2 separate regions of the Homo sapiens genome follow, and region 2 is linked to region 1. The links are chromatin loops, found by intact Hi-C in ENCODE. Cell type or tissue: heart right ventricle. All regions are shown on one strand. Each heading gives the region's core, and the rest is flanking DNA. Links, peaks and the distances in the headings are about the cores only. Region 1 holds the start of LOC105377521 (a long non-coding RNA gene). Region 2 has its middle 130 kb from the start of LINC01179.

Region 1 (9,928 bases), core at 1,268-9,267:
AGTGTGCACATACAATTAATATAATACATGTTGATATACATATTAATATAGTCAAGGTTTATATGATAGGAAAATTCCTACTTTGAAATATCAGAAGAAGCTCTCTAACCCTTCCTTACTAGACTTCAAGAAAAAGATTATTCTTTTTGTTTGCAGCAGAGTTGTTTGATGCTTATGGACATATGGAATATTACAACTATGATTGCCTAATTTTCTAGAAAACTTAAGCCCAAAGTGTCCACCTTATCAACTCCCAAGTTCATAGTATCTACCTCTCCTTAGCTAAGCAGTGAGTTGGAAAGCAGTGGAAGGGAAAAATGATGCTAGGATTTCTCCCTGTGGCCTGGATCAAAGCCTAGGGCCCACTACTGAGAAGGTTCAGAGCCCAGACCAAAAAGGTGTAGATCCAGGGAGCAGGTACACCCACATGAATTTAGGAACTTAAGGCGAAGGCCAGTTGTCTTAGTCCATTCTCACACTGCTATGAAGAGCTACCTGAGATTGAATAATTTATAAAGAAAAGAGATTTAATTGGCTCACAGTCCCGCAGGCTGTACAGGAAGCATGGGTAGGGAGGCCTCAGGAAACCTTCAATCATGGCGGCAGGCGAAGGGGAAGCAGGCACGTCTTACATGACTGGAACAGGAGGAAGAGAGTGAAGGGGGAGGTGCCACACACTTTTAAACAACCAGATCTCATGAGAACTCACTCACTATCTTGAGAACAGCAAGGGGGAAATCCTCCCCCATGATGTAATCATCTCCTACCAGGCCTTACCTCCAACATTGGGGATTACAATTCAAAATGAGATTTCTATGGGGGCACAGAGCCAAACCATATCACCATGTTGGTTGCACCCAAGTGTGTCAGGACTACCTGGCTCCCGAGGAGACCACAAGGAGCCTTAAAGGGAAGACCAAGTGTGCACAGATTTAAAAAATAAGTTAAAATAATAATTAAAATCTTAAAGAAGGCATCAAGATAATTTAACTATATAGCTTCTATTCAGTAATCTCTTAGATATCGCTGTACTCATCTTTCCTTGTTTTTTTGTGCTTTACCTAATCTGGATACTTCGCCAGATTAGAATTGTTCTCTTTATTATTAGTATTCCTTTTCATTATTCTGCTTAGAGTTTTAATAACTTAATGAGGGTTGAAGAATACTGAAAGTCATGCAGGCTCAACATTGGGCAACAATCTGACAAAATAATACACTTAAAAGAGGCCAGGTCATTTGCTTGATGCCATAATTTCTGGGCCAAGCAATGAAGGCAGTGTCACAGGCCATTCAAGTATATAGCTTTGTTTCTCCTCTCTGCACTTAGGGAAGCTGAATCCCAGTATTATCTCTTTGAAATGCGAGGTCCTACAAGTGTATATCCTCATATTAGCCTTAAGTTTAATTAATCAAATGGTCTCTCCAGTGTATGACTTGATTATATTGTAATTCCTTGACACAGTTGATATTTTATTTATAATTCAGTATTAACTGTAAGGAATTTAATTTTTTCAGGTTTCTAATTGAATTCTGAAAAATCACGCAGTCCTCTAACTGAGTCTCTTATGTTACATTGATATAGCACGAGTCAAATGAAATATTTTATCATGAATTTTTTTAAGCAATATGAAAAATTACATATAGATTCCTTTTTTTATTTAAGGATATATTATACCAAAACTATTACTGTACATTAACATTTTAATTGTATTAATTTTTTCTGTCACTTGTATCTTCCTTTGTATCTTCCAGTTCAGAAGGGAAACCCTTTTTTCCTCTTAAATCATTTCTTGCTCTGTGAGCTACTATGGTGGTTAGGTTGGCAAGAGCCATTCCAGGCATGTGAATGTGGTTAAAAGCTATTTTTTTTCTCTCTCTTTCCCATATACACATTGCCACATATAGCCATACACTACACACACACACACACACACACACACACACACAGAAAGCCACTATTAATCTGTAATGATCCGGAGGAATTCTAGGTATAAGAATGTTTGGAATGCCCCTAAGATAATGAATTTTTCATTCATGATCTTTCGTGCCAGGACTGCTGTGACTGCTAAGACACGCCACACAGTTTCATGGGAAGAAACAGTGCCCCTTTGCCAGAGCCCAGTTAGCAAATTAGTATTATAATTATTATCAGCCATCTTACAACATCCGGCAGCAATCGAGATATCATTTTTTTCTCCTAAAATGCAAGTTAAACGGTGTAATTACATATGGTTCTATGAATTATCTTTTACTGTCAACCTCGATCATCTCCAAACCTCAAGTTAAATAATTCAAGATTATAAGCTCAAGTAACATAATATATAAAAATTAATGTATTGCTAATTTTAAAGTAGTCCTGACAGAGAGGCTGATGTAAATGAGCTATTTTTACCATGCTTTTTGCCAACTGTACTGTCTGAAGATGCTGGCCAATGTTTGAAAGCTCTTTTAACTCAGAACTCCCTCAGATGTTCTTTTATGATAAGGAATAAAGGAGAAAGCAGAAAAGCTTTGTATCTGTGGTAATGAAAGAAGGTCAGAAGCTATAGCATGTAGATTTTTGGAAAAGAGTCAGAACTTTTTAGAGAGAAAAGATAAAGATTATTAGCAACACTGACCTTGCAATCCACTGTAATCATTCCTAGGCTAAACTGAAGCTTTTGTGGAACAAATAACATGTTGACCCCCAAAATAACCTCATTATGACTATGAACAATAGTAAAGTACATAGGCAGAAGCCACAAGAGGCTTTGTTTTAAATTATAGCAGCAACATCAGACTCACATAAACTCTAAGCAGAACCTCCTCCATGTTTTACCTTTTTTGAACATAGGAGGATTGCATATACTGTACTTTTCTTGTTTGCATTATCACTATACTGATCATATATTATCATCTTTTGATAGTGACAGGGATGCTATTATTATTATGCAGGAAGAGGAAGAAACCGAGACTGTCCACGGGAAGTGAGACTACATAGTCATCCTAGAAATATATTCATGATGAAGAAAAGATGTTATTAAGCATATGTGCCCTCTGGGATTTGAATAGTGGGTTCTAGTTTGTGACACAATCTAACAATAAATAAGTTCAACTGGCAAATTTGATTAACATAGAGATTTGTTGCCAGGAAAAAAAAAGTGATCTATTTTCACCCAAGTTTCAGCCACAATGTTTTAAAAGTTATGTTCAACGGACAGTGATAATATGATCTAACAAGTATCAGAAATGGAGTCTCCTGTATGAATTGCAAGTGTAATAAAACAAGTTGGTGTAAATATAGGTCTATCAGTAGAAATCTCCTCGGGTGCAGTTTTTGTTTTTAAAGACCTGCAGAACATTGTGGGAATTCCAATAAAATATATGTATGGATCCCCACACAGAAATTCCAGTATGTTTCTGTTTTGTAGAAGGATATTTAACAATCAGTCTAGAGAATTCAGTAGTCATAATTAATACTATTGACAAATCATTTAGGAAAAAGGAAATTTCTGTCAAAAATAGTATCAAAATACACATGAACACCAAAGATTAGGCCCAATTTAGTTATTCCTTCAATTGCTACCTTAATTTTTAAGGCTGCTTTTATGTGAAACTGTGGTATTTCACTAAAATATTCCAAAGTTCGTTTATTCTATCTAAAGGGCAACTAGTAAATACATACATCTACTTTGAGTTTTAATTGAATAAATTATTTAAAACACCTAAACCCGTCATATCTAGTGGTACAATCTGACTCTGTTTAGACATTCCAAGTCTAAAACTGATCGATAGGTTTCTGGGATCAATGAAAAGAATACTGAAATAACAACCAGGAGGCCTAGCTGGATGGAACTAGTCTTGTGAAACTGTGGGTGAATGGTTAAGTCTCTTTGAGAGTTAGTTTTCTAACCTATAAGGAGGAAAGTACTGGATTAGATTGTCCCTTAGGTCCTTTCCAGCTCTGACATTGTATACTTTCTGTCCCAGTGATTCAAACAACCAAAACTGTTTTACTGTTATCTGACCATTAGACTCTAGAAGATGATCCTCTTATCTTGTAAGCATTTATGAGTCAGAAAATGGCTCTCATGAAAATGCATCAAAAGTTAATTGTATTTAAATGAATACTAGAAAAAAAAGTTTTTTGTTTTGGATTTCCAACCTAGAATGATAATACCTTTCTAAAAGTTTCCCTCCAAATACCTTCATGTTGGCAATCAGCTGCTCTGAGTGGCATTATCTAAATACTGTGTTTCCGTATGTCACATTTTTTAATTTCACTTTTATATGAGAAAATAATCAAATTTGGTTCATAAGGATTCAATTTCTGGAGAAATTTGGCGGAAATTTCTATTTTTTTTTTCTTTGCAGAAGCATCTCTGCCAGCTACAAGTGAGAGTCCATATGTTGTGTGGTATATAAAGAGAAACTGCTCCTGATTTCTTTCACACCTGAACTACTCTATTGCAGATGTTCCAAAGAATGTCTACCTCAGAAGGAGCTGCAAAATAGATTATAAAATTATCCTGGCATAATTTACTGAAGGAAAAATGGATAGTATTTACTAACATTTTCTCACACCATTACATAGAAGAAGGCAGCTAGTAACTTTGCTAGATACTAGAGTACCATTTAAAGAAACTGGGTGAACAGAAAGGCTTATTGTCCCTTACTAAAAATGATTTCCACACTGAATAGTTACACCTGGCTATGTGCTTTCTGAGACCTTGATTTTTCTCTGTTACATTTTTAATTACAGTAGTCGTTTACAATTTATAATATGCAATCATTTACAATTATAAATACCTGTAATCTTAGTTTTGCAAGTTGGGTTTCTTGTAAGCATTGTGCCTCCATAGTAATTCCAACATGCTTGTATTATCCACCATCCTGTAGAGAATGAGAGCCATAGCTGGGCGCAGCAGCTCATGCCTGTAATCCTAGCACTTTGGGAGGCGGAGGCAGGCAGATCACAGAGTCAGGAGTTCGAGACCAGCCTGGCCAACATAGTGAAACCTCGTCTCTACTAAAAATACAAAAAAAAAAAAAAATTAGCCAGGCATGGCAGCATGTGCCTGTAATCCCAGCTACTTGGAAGACTGAGGCAGGAGAGTCGCTTGAATCTGGGAAGCAGAGGTTTCAGTGAGCGAGCTGAGATCGCGCCATTGCACTCCAGCCTGGGTGACAGAGCCAGACTCCATCTCAAAAAAAAAAAAAAAAAAATGAGAATGAGAGCCATGTACACAATGAATACAGGTCTCATGACAGAGGCTGTCCATAGCAGGACTGCTTGCAGGTGCAAGTTCGTATGCACAAAGCATTCAGATTCTACTACTTTAGGATTTCATTCATCTCTAAGTCTCTGAATCAGAAAATTGCCCCAAGAATAGATACCCTCCTAGTGTGAACATAAATTTGTATATGTCTTTCCTTCTTAAATAGGCACTCCCTAGATTGAATCCTAATAACTTTATCCAATAAAAAGTCTGTGTATAATTAGTTCAAACTGTGAAAACAGTGATGTGGTGGTGTCTGCAATCTAAATCACTCCATAGAATGCTATGTTAACTGTTCTCCCGACAATAAATAATGAATGTCGTTTCTAAATATGCCAAATAGAATTAGGTTCTATGTATGCTGTATTGTATATTTTCAAAGCATCTTATTTTAATATCCAGAGAATGCCACGTAAAACCTTGAAAGTACTTATCCATGCCTAAAGAAAGACAATAAATATCCATTTTTTTCCAAGCTGATTAATCATTCAGTCACATTTGTGATTAAGAAATACAGAATAATCCAGGAGATGTCTTAGAGACTTAGAGAGGCCCTTCTGGTGTTTAACTAGAATTTAACATGAAAGTTACATCCTATGACATGATGAAAACACAGTTCTGTGCATAAGACTATTACAAAGCAATGCTGACACCTACAGAGAATGTATGCAAATATCCAAGTTTAATTGGTATATGCTTTACTGACTGGCATTAATACTTTGAATTACAACTACCTCAATATATAAAAACAAGACAAATTAAGTTTGATGTGGTACATTTAAAATGACATTTAATTTGTAATGAAAATGCTCATTTTGTTATCCTTTCAATAAACTTCACATTGTAACATTATTGTTTGACTGTCAATATTTTAATAGTCAAGGGTGGGGCCTACCTGAACAACTCCATTGCTGTGGACCCATCTGCTGATGCAAACTGATGGTATATGTAAAAGAGATAATGAGAAACAAATATGTTTTTTCCTTTCTCTCCTACATTTGTGTAGTATTTCTAGCGAAGGAGAGTTATTGTCTTCTCACTGGGAGAACTAAGATAGAATTTTCCAGAATAAGTAACTGGAGGCCAAGGAGAAGCACAAACTACCCTTCTCCAACGTTTCCTCTACTGCCTCTTAATTCAGTATTGTAATAGAACTAGTCTTGAGAAACTTAAGGCAGAACATGAATTTGGTCCGAAGAATACTTTTTTGTGTGTAAGCAAAACTCACTACCCTTTTAATAAGCATTAACTAAAGGAAGGCAAAAATCATATCTTTATTATTTATTGAGTGCCTCGTAATCACATGAAGAAATTAGGCTGTGACAATGATGAAAAATCAGAGTCCACAGATTGTAATTTAAAGCTAAATATGCTACCAGCAATTCTGTTAGAAAATATCCCACTTATTTGCAATAAAAATGCCTAAGAATAACTTTAATCAAGAAAGTTCAGTGACTCTGTGAAAAAAAGTATGAAATTTTGCTGAGAGACAATAAAGCTCACTTAAATGAATACAAGAAACATGTTCCTGAATAAAAATATTAGAATAGGGATGTTGATTATCTCCTAATTAACTGTAGTTTTATATAATTTAAAAAAAAAAACTCCATGGATGCTTCAATAGCTTAAACTTGTTAGAAGTTCAGGGAAAAACAGCTAAATGCATTTTTAACAAGAAGATTAAAGAGAGAATAGTGCTAGCAAATAACTGTATACTGAATAAAATGTATGTTCTATAATATATATGATATACCAGTGGTCCCCAACCTTTTAGGCACCAGAGACAGGTTAATTTTTCCACAGACGGGGTGGAGATGCTGGTTTCTGGATGAAACTGCTCCACCTAAGATCATCAGGCATTAGTTAGAGTCTCATAAGGAGTGTGCAACCTAGATTCCTCACATGTGCAGTTTGCAAAATAGGGTTCGTATCCCTGTGAGAATCGAATACCCCTGCTGATTTGACAGGAGGAGCTCAAGCAGTAATGCTCACTTTTCTCCCCTCACCTCCTGCTGTGCAGCCAGGTTCCTAACAGGTCACAGACAGGTACTGGTCCACAGCTAGGGGTTTGGGGACCCTATATATATTTTATATATATATATATTTATATATATGTATATATAGTCCCCTATATATAAAAAAATAAATATAAATATAAAAAATGTGTGTGTGTGTGTGTTTTCAGATGGAGTCTCGCTCTCTCGCCCAGGCTGGAGTGCAATGGTGCGATCTCAGCTCACTGCCACCTCCACCTCCCGGGTTCAAGCAATTCTCCTGCCTCAGCCTCCCCAGTAGCTGGGAATACAGGTGCCCGCCACCACACCTGGCTAATTTTTGTATTTTTAGTAGAGACGGGGTTTCACCATGTTGGCCACGCTGGTCTGGAACTCCTGACCTCAGGTGATCTGCCTGCCTCGACCTCCCAAAGTGCTGGGATTACAGGTGTGAGCCACCACACCTGGCCCTATATACCATATTAAACATATATAATATGAAGCCAAAATGATTAGAACAATGTAGATCCAGAATTATATGGGCAGGTACTTCCAAAGAACAGGATCTATAGTTGAAAAGTAGACTTTAGTGTCACAAACTATAGTGAAAGGAAGAATATTTAATAAGAATGTGTTAGGAAAATTGATTTCCCAGTTTATTAAATTAGGAAAAACACAGAGAATGCAGAAAGCAAAGTGCACATAATATTTGAACTTTAGCAATGAACATTTTACTTTCATGAAGTAAAATGAAATCACAAAGTAAAGAGCAATTAAATTGAGATCACAAATGAAAATTTCTGTATGTCGCAAATATGTCACACAAATTAAAAAGAAAATAACAAACATGGGGAAAATACTTGCAGTGATTATGTAAGAAGTACAAATCCTTAAGGGAAATCCAAAAAATTCAATTGAAAACTAGTCAAAGATTATTAAAAAAAAGGTATTTCCAGGAGAACTAATACAAATGTTCAACCAATACAAGAAAACATTGAGCATGGTGGCAGGTGCCGGTAATTCCAGCTACTTGGGAGGCTGAGGCAGGAGAATCTGTTGAAACCAGAAGGCGGCGGTTGCGGTGAGCCGAGATTGCGTCACTGCACTCCAGGGTGAAAGAGTGAAACTCCATTTCAAAAAAATAAAATAAAATAAAATTTAAAAATAAAAGAAAACATCGTTCAACATTACTGTTTTTCCCAATATACAATTCTATTCCAGAAAACCTGTATCATTAGGTTCGGCAAACATTCACTATATTGTCACAAGCCCATCGTTATTTGCTCTCATGGGCTGTAACTCCTCCTTTTCTGTAATCTCAAATCCTCCTATTTTAAATCACATAAAATATCTTGTCCTATGTGGTGCCTTTTTCCAATCCTCACAGACAAATTTTTTTTTTACAAAACTTTCTTGTTTCCTATTATTACCTTTTTAATTAGATTTACCTCATACCAGCCTATATTTTGCTCCTATGCTAAATGTTTTACTTTGTTTCCTAATTGTAAGTCATTTTTAGCAAAATTGGCGACGTTTACATATCCCTGTCTTTAAAAGATGTGTCATGCCCAAAACAAAACAAAACAAAATGAAACAACAACAAAGCAAGACCAAAAGCAAGGGTGCTGACAGTTTGATTAATGTAAATAAAGACATTCACACATACAAATTCAGTTTTTTATGCTTCTGTAGGAAAAAACCTGTTCCATTCACATGCCCATGAGGCTTCTGCAAAAGCTGGTTGTATTTTGACTACAAAGAAAATGTGACTATATTCCAAACACACAAAAAATGTGCAAGGCTACCTTATTTGATTACACCACAAAAATATAATAAAATAAGAATTAATAATAAATTGGTAAAGAAAACTTAAAATTTTAAATGCAGTACTTGGAAGTTAAAAAAATAAGCTCTCTGGAAGATTAAAAAATAAATATTCTAAATAATTTTGGGTAAATAAAATAAAATTACAATAAAACTACATAGTATCAAAGATCATTGCAATGAGAAAACTAAGTTTTAAACCTCATGAAGTATTGCCTGAACTTTTTCCTAAAAAATACTTCATGTGGGCCGGGCGCGGTGGCTCATGCCTGTAATCCCAGCACTTTGGGAGGCCGAGGCGGGTGGATCAAGAGGTCAGGAGTTCAAGACCAGCCTGACCAACATAGTGAAACCCCGTCTCTACTAAAAAAATAAAAAAAATTTAGCCAGGATGGTGGCAGGCAACTATAGTCCCAGCTCGGGACCTATAGTCCCATTCTCCTGCCTCAGGAGGCTGAGGCAGGAGAATGGCGTGAACCCAGGAGGCAGAGGTTGCAGTGAGCCAAGTCCGCCACTGCACTCCAGCCTGGGCGACAGAGCGAGACTGTCTCAAAAAAACCCAAAAAACTTCATGTGGAAGATATAGTGGCTTAGCACACTGAGTATCTCTCAGCTTCCAGTTAGGGGGATTTTTCTGAATGACAGAAACTAGAAGGCTAAAATCTACTTTTCCATGACTTTGTTGCACCTAAATTTTTGGGTGTGAAATTGATTTGGCTAAGAGATATGTTCTTATGAGTTCCAGAACAACACTGCCCAATTGAAATATAGTGTGAGCCACCTATACAATTTTAAATCTTCTAGTGGTCACATTACAAAAGGCAAAAAGAAAACAGCCAAAATTAAAAATTA
Region 2 (9,928 bases), core at 948-8,947, 300 kb before region 1:
ATACAGTGTCTGCGTCTGTGGAGGCCAGTGGGAGTCTTGGGGCTGTTGGAGCCTCTGTCAAACTTGCATTGTGTGGTGGTTTCTGGCCCGTCACTCTCAGTATCTTCATTGGAAACCTTCTGTTCACTGCCAGCCAATTGTTCCAAATCAGCTAAAGTGAGATTCACACGAAGGCGGTTTTTCGTCATGGCATTATACTCCTTGTCTCCTTCAGAGTCAGCTAATTCTGATGCAGAATCAGCATCTTCATTGCTATTGGAGTGAGAGGGAGATTTGCAATTAAGAGCCTTTAATCCATGACCGAGGGCTGACTCTACATTGCTTTTTCTTTCTTGTACTTTAATACAGTGATCAGAAGCTCACAGTTTTCTCTATTTTTGAAGGAAGTTTTCTTGTCTGTAGATTTTTCCATTTGTGAAAATTCTGTACTGTTTTTGACCTTAGCAACATTTTTTTTCATCGCAATGATTTCTTCTGTATCTCCTGAGTCATACTCACAATCATTTCTCGTAATATCATCATCACTGTCATGGCAAGAGGCACTATTTTTGATACCTAAACCTGTTGAAGAATGCAATTTGTGAACTCCTGATTTGAAGTTATCCCTTACAACTTCAAAGGGATCAGTTTCAGGTTCATTTATTGAGGATTGTATAGTTCTCTGTAAGTTTTCCTCTTTTGCAACCATCATTCTTAATTCATCTTTAGAATCAATATAATCATCAGAAATGCCACTTCTCTTCTTGGCAGTTTCCAATCCAGAAGTCCTAAAAGGTAGATTTTAAAGTTTCTGAGTATCAGAAACAGGTACAGGAGATGATTTAGGAGTAGTGGAATTAGAAGTTCTTTTTCTGTGCAGCTTGTTGCTGTGTTAAGGGTGGTCTCTCTATTACCCACCTGGGCCTTGGACTCATGGCCAGAGACCCAGTGGAACTCTCATCCCTCTGCACTTTTATCATCTTCTTGGGAGGGCCATGAAAGTCAGAGAAGTCTCCTCACCATTTCTTACTCATAGGGTCATTCCCTCCTTCCAGTTCCCAAGTCAGGCTGGATATAGGAATGGTGTTTGTGAAATCCTCCCCTATCTTCTTTAGGTTGTGGCAGTATTTTGAGGGATCATATTTTATAATTTTACATTTATGATAAATTTTAAGGTGAAGAACAAGTAACACTCTTCCAAATTTGCTCACAACCCAATTCTTATACCCTGGCGCTTCTGTCCCTGGCGCAGCTTTCATATGGAATTCCACTCCTCCTATCTTTTCTAACAAGTTGATGTTACCTGTTGTTGATTTTCCTTTCTTAGCTTTTGCTTCTTCTTTCTCTTGGGCCAATCTGTGCAAAAAGCTTTCTTTTGCTAGTTGAATTTGTAATGTTCTACCTTTCCATTTTGTTTTATTTAAAACGGATATACATTTTTTCAGGTCTGCTTCTGCTACACTGATGCTGATATATGCAAAGACTTTCTGTGGGTTTCCATGGTCATCTTTCCGTGTGATGATCTCCACATCTGAAACTTCTGCAAATCTGCTGAACTGATTTTGGAGGACTGTTTCAGAAATTTCCTGGCTAAGACCATCCACATAAAGGGGCTTCATTTCTCTTTCACTTTCATGAAAGCTGGTGGTGTGTTTTAGTGGGAAAAGTAATTTTCTCAGCCTTCCTTCTCTGAGAAGACCCAGAGAAGTAAAGAGAGAGGCTTGGAAACGGCCTTGTGATTCTCATGCCCCAAACCCACTCCTCACCATGTCATCACCTAAAGCCAGCACTGCTGCAGCCCCTGAATTCACTTTTTAAAAGGCCTGGTAGGCCGGGCGTGGTGGCTCACGCCTGTAATCCCAGCACTTTTGGAGGCTGAGGCGGGTGGATCACCTGAGGTCAGGAGCTCGAGAGCAGCCTGGCCAACATGGCGAAGCCCCGTTTCTACTAAAAATACAAAAATTAGCCAGACGTGGTGGTGGGCACCTGTAATCCCAGCTACTCAGGAGGCTGAGGCAGGAGAATTGCTTGAACCTAGGAGGCGGAGGTTGCAGTGAGCCAATATCGTGCCACTGCACTCCAGCATGAGCAATAAGAGTGAAACTCCGTCTCAAAACAACAACAACAACAACAACTACAACAACAATAAACAAAAGGCCTGGTAATGGCGTTAGGTTGTGTGAGAGAATGTCCTTGTTTGTGAGAGCTATATGCTAAAATATTTAGGGATAAACTGTCATGTTGTTGCCAACGTACTTTAGGATGGCTTGACAGAAAGAAGTGTGTGTAGGTTCCAGTTTTAGTTCTTTCGGGATGTTACAACAAAATACCATAGACTGGAGTGCTTATAAACAACAGAAATCTATTTCTCACAGTTCAAGAGTGTGGGCAGTCCAAGGTCAAGGCATCAGCAGATCTGGTGTCTGGTGAGAACCTACTTTCTGGTTCATAGATGCCGCCTTTTTACTGTGTCCCCATGTGGTAAAAGAGGTGAGGGGTCTTTTTCAGACTTTTTTTTTATAAGGGCAATAATTCCATTCATGTGAATTCTACCTCCCCAAAGTCCTAACTACTAATATCATCATCCTTGGGGTTAGGATTACAACATATGAATTCTGGGGGGACACTAACATTCTGACCATGGCAATACCTATATAGAGAGATGAAGCAGGAGCAAGAAGATTATTAATAGTTGGTGTGTATAGGCAAGGGTATACCAATGTTCACTATACATTTCTTTAATTTTTGTGTGGATTTGAAATTTTTCAAAATAAGAAAAATAGTATCTATGGGAATCAAGGGAAAATATTTTTCCCTTCACTTTTTATGCCTGTTGTCCTCTACACTTAGTAATTATTTCATGACATGAAAGCCCTGCTTTGATTTGTTAGCTTTGTCCTATGTATGGAGCTTAGTTCTGAAGACTTAGACTCACCCTATTACTTTGCAGGTGATCAGGATGTTGTAGAGACAGTGAGTTTAGATTTCTAGGACATATTTTCTTTTGGGACTCTTCTTTGATTAATATGTGAAGTGACTGCAAGGGACCTTGTGAAGGTCTTGGTTCTTGTTATTCCCTGCAGCTGCAAGAGCGGGTTCCAGAAGGCCAGGGAAGAAATGCGGTAAATACATGGTACATTCCTTGTGGCTCAGCAGAAGGACTGAAAGATCCCTGGAACAAGTAGGAAAGAAATACCTTGAGACTTTTTACATGCACGTCTGTTACAGCCATCATGTCAGTGCATTTTATAGCATTTTGTCCGCCTCCTTTCAAAGACAGATTTTGGCAGTCTCGGCATGGTAGTCATGCATTTTCAACTACCTGCATGGGGCATCTCTACCATCTCAAGATGGTAGAGAGAAAAAAATTGGGGGGTGGGGTAGTGGTGGGGAGGATCATCTTCTCTTAAATTTTATTTCTCCAAAGATAAGAAAAAACTCAAATCATAACTTTGTAGTTATATACCTTTTGAAAAAACTGATCGGTAAGGAACTATTTTATTAAACAATTGTTGAATGAAAGAGGAGAAGGTGTGGTGCTATAAGATTCTTTGCTAAATGGAGTTTTTATATTAAAATTATGGATACAAATATTAGGTGATTTTATTAATTGAATCCCTGCTATGTGCTTCCTTTTAATATAATAACTTGACATTAAGAAAATTCTGTCCTTAAGAAACTCAAGAATACATTAGTGACTCTATCTTAATCATTTTAATGTTTCTATAAAGGGAGAATATCTGACTTTTATGTTTTTACTGAGTTTGAGAAGTATTTGGGGGATTATAATTCTCATAAGCGTCTTTGACTTCCAGTTTTCCTTCTCCTAAGAGCAGTGACATAGCAGATTGAAGATTAATGATGGTCTGAAGGGAGCTGGGATATGCACATTGTATTCAATGTCATTGAAGAAATGTGCTTTGAGTATCCACCATGTACCAGGCATGGTGCCAATGCAGATAAAAATGCAAGAAAGGCCATTTCACAGAATCTATTTGTTGACTGTCAATGACACAAGAACATGTATTTGGAGGCGCTTGGCTATTTTTGCTGGGTTGGTCTTCATGGATGGACATTACTATTCTCTTTCTGTTTTAAATCCATAGACAAGAAAGCCCTGACCAACCCCTTCTTGGACTATTCCAATTTTGTCTCACATAATTTATTGGGGAAAATGAGTTCCATATGTTTAATAAAGTTGTTCCAGAACTACCTCCTTTCTGGCTCATGTTTAGTATTTTGGGATTTGGTGGCTGTGTTTATGGTCAACAAAAGCATGATCTTCATCACTTTTATGTCTTCTTTAACACATACCTCTTCAACTATTCTGTCTTTCAGATGTAAAAATCTTTGCCTTCTTACTTCATCATCATTTTCTCTTTAAACTTATGTGAGGGGGTAGACAATCCTGAATACCATTAGGATTTACCCTAACCCTGTTTTCCATGGAAAAGAATATGTAAACTTCCATTAGGAAGTATGTGAAAGAAACTTTCCTTTAAATAAAAATGTGTAAGTGTTTAGAATTGCCCTTGCAAAGCTCTAAATCAATCACCCAGGGCTAATACATCACTTGAGGAGATGGGCTAGTGGCATTCTCATGAACGATCACCTGTGATTACAGAGCTCTGGCTGGCCCAAGATTTTGCTCTCCTGTGGGATTTGACACCATTGATCATTTTAGTTTCCTGCATCAGCCATGCACAGAAAGTCTTAATGGGACAGTATGCAAAATGCATTCTCATTACATTTGTTCTCTTTCTGTTATCAATAACCCAAGGTCATTTTAATATTCTTAATCATTTCTCTCTGAAGAGTATGCCTTTTAGAGCCACATGGCTTACCTTTCAGAAGAAATGATTCAGAACAAGAAGTTAGGTTTTAATTTTGAGATATTTAGACAAGGATGGACTTAGGCAATTGTGGAGGCTTTCACTCTTCTTTGCCAGCAGGTTTCACGTCCATTTTTCCTTCCCAGTCGCTCCTTTGAAACCTTTATTTCAAGCCAACAGTAGAGTTTTATGTATGAATTTTAAAAATTACTTTTCCATTTAACATATTTTAATTTTTTTGATGTTACTTTCTGTTTGTTTTACTATCATTTAAATAGTTTTATTTCATTCAATAAATGTGCCCTCATGTAATCCCTTGTGGTTGGACATCACTTTTCACTATTCACTTCTGTAATAGCATTGAAATGAACATTCCTGTAGTGAAAACTTTCAAGATATTCATGATAATTTCCTTAGGTCAAATTCTTGGATATGAAATTATTATGTCAAAAATAGGCACATCATTAAGTCTTCTTATACAAGTTATGAAGCATTATGATGTGAGAATCACATTTCCTCTCACCCTCTGCAAAATTAGATATTATAATAATCTGCTTGAATATGATGTATTGAACTCTCATTGATTATATCCGTATTTCTTTGATTATTGTAAGTTTGGAATTTTTAGCAGATTTTTGGTTTCTATTGTTTTATCTTGAAAAATACCCAATACAGTGATAAATCAGGGCCTGAAGTGTCATAATTTATAAGCTTACTTGCTGATGTCCAAGGAATAGCTTTTTTCAGTGCACAGAGTTTTAAGGATGTAAAATGTTCAAATAAATGCTTTCTAGTCGCACACTAATTCCTGTCTCCCTTCCAGGGTGAGATTGATTGATATTGCTTAAGTTAATATCAATGTAAATGCATCTGTTTAAACCCATCCCTTAATGTCTTTGAATTTTCTTTTTGCATTTGATGTCAAATGAATATATTCTTTAATTATTGATGAATAGTGACTGAGATGGCTAAAGTTAAGGGAGAAATCAATCATTTAATGTTTATTGGGCCCACTGGATAGTTGGATGTATATTAGACCTCTCCCAGCAGGCAATGACGGTGGACCGTACCCAAGAGTCCAGAGCCATAAAGTGAATTCCTTTCAGCATTTCATAGATAAACCATGCAGCGTACTCAGAAAAACACGGGCTAATCTTTTTTTCCTTGATCTCTCTCCTGTGTCACTATATCTCCAGCTCTATCTTTCACTTCTACTCTTTTCCTCTTACCTTATCAATTTTTTTCTCCTCACTCATATTTCCTTCCTCTGTCATTGTATAATGTGTTTTGAAAAGAGAGGATTTTAAACGTTCTCATCACAAAGAAATGATAAATATGTGAGGTCATATGGAGTGTAATCATTTAACAATGTATACATGTACCAAAACATCACATTGTACCCTATAAGTATATACAATTATTATTTGTCAATTAAAAATAAAAGAAAATAAAAAGAAGTATTCATTAATCTTCCCTCCATATTTTGTTTTGTTTTTTCCTATCTTAATTTATGGACAAGATCACACCAAATCACTTCTACAGGGAAGGGGTGTGATAAGAAAGAAGTCTCCTCCTGGCTTTGAGTTTCAAAGAGTAGAAGAGTTGCTGCATACCCTTACCAACATTTGGTGTTGTTTTACCAATCTTGTGGGTGTGAAATGTGATATTTTTAATTGTAATTTTATTTATTTGATTATAAGTGAAGTTGATTCTTAGGAATTGTTTACATAGTCTAGATATTTTATTAATCCTTTCTTAGTTACTATTATAGACTGCGCGTTTATGTTAAGGACAAATCTTGCTTAAATCTGAGAGCAAAGTAGGTGATAAAGAGAAAAGCATATACGACAACAGCATGAAGTATGTTCACACACTATACACACACACACACACATATATATATATATATATATGCAGTGCATAGGTAAAGATTAAATAATTATAATAAAATGAACAACCATATGCCCACCACTCAGTCTGAGAAATAAAATACTTCTGGTAATTTGAAAATTATCAAATTGTCCTCCCCCTCAATTACACTCAGAGGAGTAATTTTCTGTAAATAATTCCCATAGTTTTCTTCATATCACAATGAACATGTATTTGTGTATTCCCAGATACAGCGCTTGGTTATGCCAATTTTTGAATATGCCTCACTTCACCCAGTGGACTCTGCATTCAAATTTTCTGGGCTTGAGATCCCAGTTCATCACCTTGGTAGGAAGCTATATCAACTTGGGAAATTTATTTCTTCTGTTCAGTCATAATTTCCTCATCCATAAAACGCTAACAGTAACTGTACACAGCTCATATCATTCTTGTGGGATTAAATTATATATATGGCACTTAGCCAAGAGCTTGGTAATAGTAAGCAATTTACATATTCACTATTATCATTATTATTACTATTATGATTACATTCTTCAGTGACTCATGCCTCATATTATGGTGATGTATGTGGCTATAGTTTGTCACTGCCATATAGTATTTCACTATATGTATATGCCATAACTGATGTATTCATTTTAATGCTGATGGGCATTTGGACTGTTTCCAGAATTTGGCTATTATAAATATTACTGGTAAGAATATTTTTGTACAGGTCTTGTTGCACAAGGATGAGAGTTACTCTAAGATTTTAGGTTATATGCCCAAGAGTAGACCTGCTGGGCACATTCCTCTTTACTAGGGCACATATGCACATTCCTCTTTACTAGGTAGTGCCAAATAATTTTCTAAAGCAATTATACCAATTTATCTCCCCACTGGTATGTAGAAAAGTTGCTTCACAGTCTCACCAACACTTGATGTTGTCTTACTAATCTTTTTGAAACTGCTACCTTGTCTGGTGTATATACCCTGGGGTTTGCTGTCTCGTGCCGAGAAAGAATTTAGGACATGGACACATGTGGGTGGGTTAAGGAATGGAAAGTTTAATAGACAGAAGAAAGGAGAGAGGAGAGCAACTCCTTGCAATAGAAAGAGAGAGAGAGGGAGAGAGAGAGAGAGACAGACGTCGGAAAAATGGGGGAGGTGGCAGACCACAGCAGATTTTATATGCAAGCTGAAGGCAGTGTCTGATTTATGTAGATTGGTTCCATCAGGTATGACGTTTACATGAAGCGTGGGGAAGGCTGGTTGCCTCATCCTAATCTTGTTATGCAAATGGGCTTTCCAGTGGATCAGGCCATTTTGTCTGCTCTTTACTGTACAGGTGGCTTACAAAGAGAAGGGAAGATGGAGCCGCCATCTTGAATATGTCTAGTCCCTAGTTCCTGCCAGCATTTACCTGTGCAAGCTCCCAGCTTGCTTATCAATGTCTGCAGCTCGACTTTACAGGCTGCTCTTTGTTAGAAAATGATTTAACGCTGCTTTTCATTAAAGAGAAAAGCCTTACCAAGGACTCCCATGCCCTTACTATATGCCCAAGTGATTTCTTCTTAACTTCTATATCATTTTGGGTGTGAAATGTGATCTCTTTTTTATTTTAATCTTATTTCTTTGATTACAAGTCAGGTTGATTTATAGGAGCTGTTTACATAGTCTAGATATTAATCCTTTCTGATTTACTGTTACAAACTGCATGTTTTTGTCTCCCGAAAATTTATGTGCTGAAGCCCTAGCTGCCACTGGGATGGTGTTAGGAAGTGGGGCCGTTGGGAGGTGATTAGGTGTAGGTAAGACCATGAGAGTCAAGCCTCCATCATGGATTAGTGTCTTTATAGGAAGAGAAAGAGGCTAGAACACATTCTCTTCATCATGTGCAGATACAAGAGTAAGAATAAGGTGCCTGTCTGAAAACCAAGATGGGGGCCCTCATTGGAGACTGGATCTGCTGGCACCTTGCTCTTGGGCATCTCAGCATCTGGAACTGTGGGAAATCAATGTTTGTGGGTGAGGCCACTCACTGTATGGTATTCTACTGTAGCATCCCACACTGACTAAGACAGTTACTTATGTTGCAGTTGTTCATTCCTCCTTTGTGGCTTGTTTTTAAATTGTCAGTGGTAACTTTGGATGAACAGAAGTTCTTAATTTCAATGTGGTTGAACTTATCAAATGTTTCCTTTACGGTAAGTTTCATGGCTAATTTTATGTGTCAACGTGAGGGTCATGAAGTGCCCAGACATTTGGTCAAGTATTATTCCGGGTGTGTCTGTGAGGGTGTTTCTGGATGAGGTTAGCATTGGAATTGGTAGGCTCAGCAAAACAATTGTCCTCCCTAATGTGGATGGGCCTCATCCAGTCAGTTGAGAGCCTGAATTGAACTAAAACGCTGATCCTCCCTTGAATAAGACAGAACTCCTCCAGCCTGCCTGCCTTGAGCTGGGACATTGGCTCTTTCCTTCCCTGGACTTGAACTGAAACATGAGCTCTTTCTGAATTCTAAGCCTGCTGGAATTTGGACTGAAACTACACCATTAGCTCTTCTGAGACTTCAGCATGTAGATTGCAGATATTGGGATATTTCAGTTTCCATAATTGTGTGAGGCAATTCCTTATATCATCTTCCATATATACATACATTCTATTGCTTCTGTTTCTCTGGAGAATCCTAATACAGTTAGCCTTTGTTTGGTCTTCTTTAGGAAATCATTTACTCCTCTAGGGTCCTACTGATAGTTTTCTATACTACCTTCTAAAAGTTTTATAGTTTTACCTTTCAAATAAAAGATTTTAATCTACCATAAATTAACTTCTGTACATGTTGGGAAGTATAGATTAAATTTTATTCTTTTCTCTGTAATAACCAATTAATCTAGAACCTTTATTGAATGTTCCATCCTCTCTACACTGATCGGAAGTGCATGATCTTCCATAAATTAAGTATATTTCTCTTTATGGGACTGTTTCTGCTTTCCATATTCCTTTAATCTGGGCTGTTTGCCTATCCTTGAACTATCTTAATTATTACAGTTTTATAACAGAACTTGATATCTAGCAGGGCAAGTCCACCTACCTTCTTGTTATTTAACAAGTGTTTTGGCTTTTCCTGTTCCTTTACTATTTGAGATAAATTTTAGAATCAGCTTGCTTAACTTCCTGGAAAACTCTCTCGAGGTTTTAATCAGAATCACATGAAATCTACAGATGAATTTAGGTAAAATTTACTTTAT

Evidence for each region. A loop is a pair of places that touch in the nucleus more often than their neighbours do. Peaks named below come from ENCODE experiments on the same cell type or tissue, not always from the same donor. Only the 100,000 strongest peaks of a DNase experiment are listed, where the experiment ranks them.
Region 2: a loop joins it to region 1, with 2.3 times the contacts of the local background. A loop is called at or near these places in 3 of 110 quality-filtered maps.

What each region holds. Positions count from the first base shown.
Region 1 is chr4:165,849,501-165,859,428 of GRCh38, forward strand. LOC105377521 (a long non-coding RNA gene) reads right to left here and starts at 6,204. Exons shown (of 3, transcript XR_939420.1): 1 at 6,154-6,204; 2 at 4,789-4,872. In heart right ventricle, for the core only: a CTCF peak has its summit at 5,922; no DNase peak of the experiment used is centred there.
Region 2 is chr4:165,549,445-165,559,372 of GRCh38, forward strand. It overlaps the pseudogene NOL8P1. Among named protein-coding and RNA genes, the nearest start is that of LINC01179, 130 kb to the right of the region's middle. In heart right ventricle, for the core only: no CTCF peak of the experiment used is centred there; no DNase peak of the experiment used is centred there.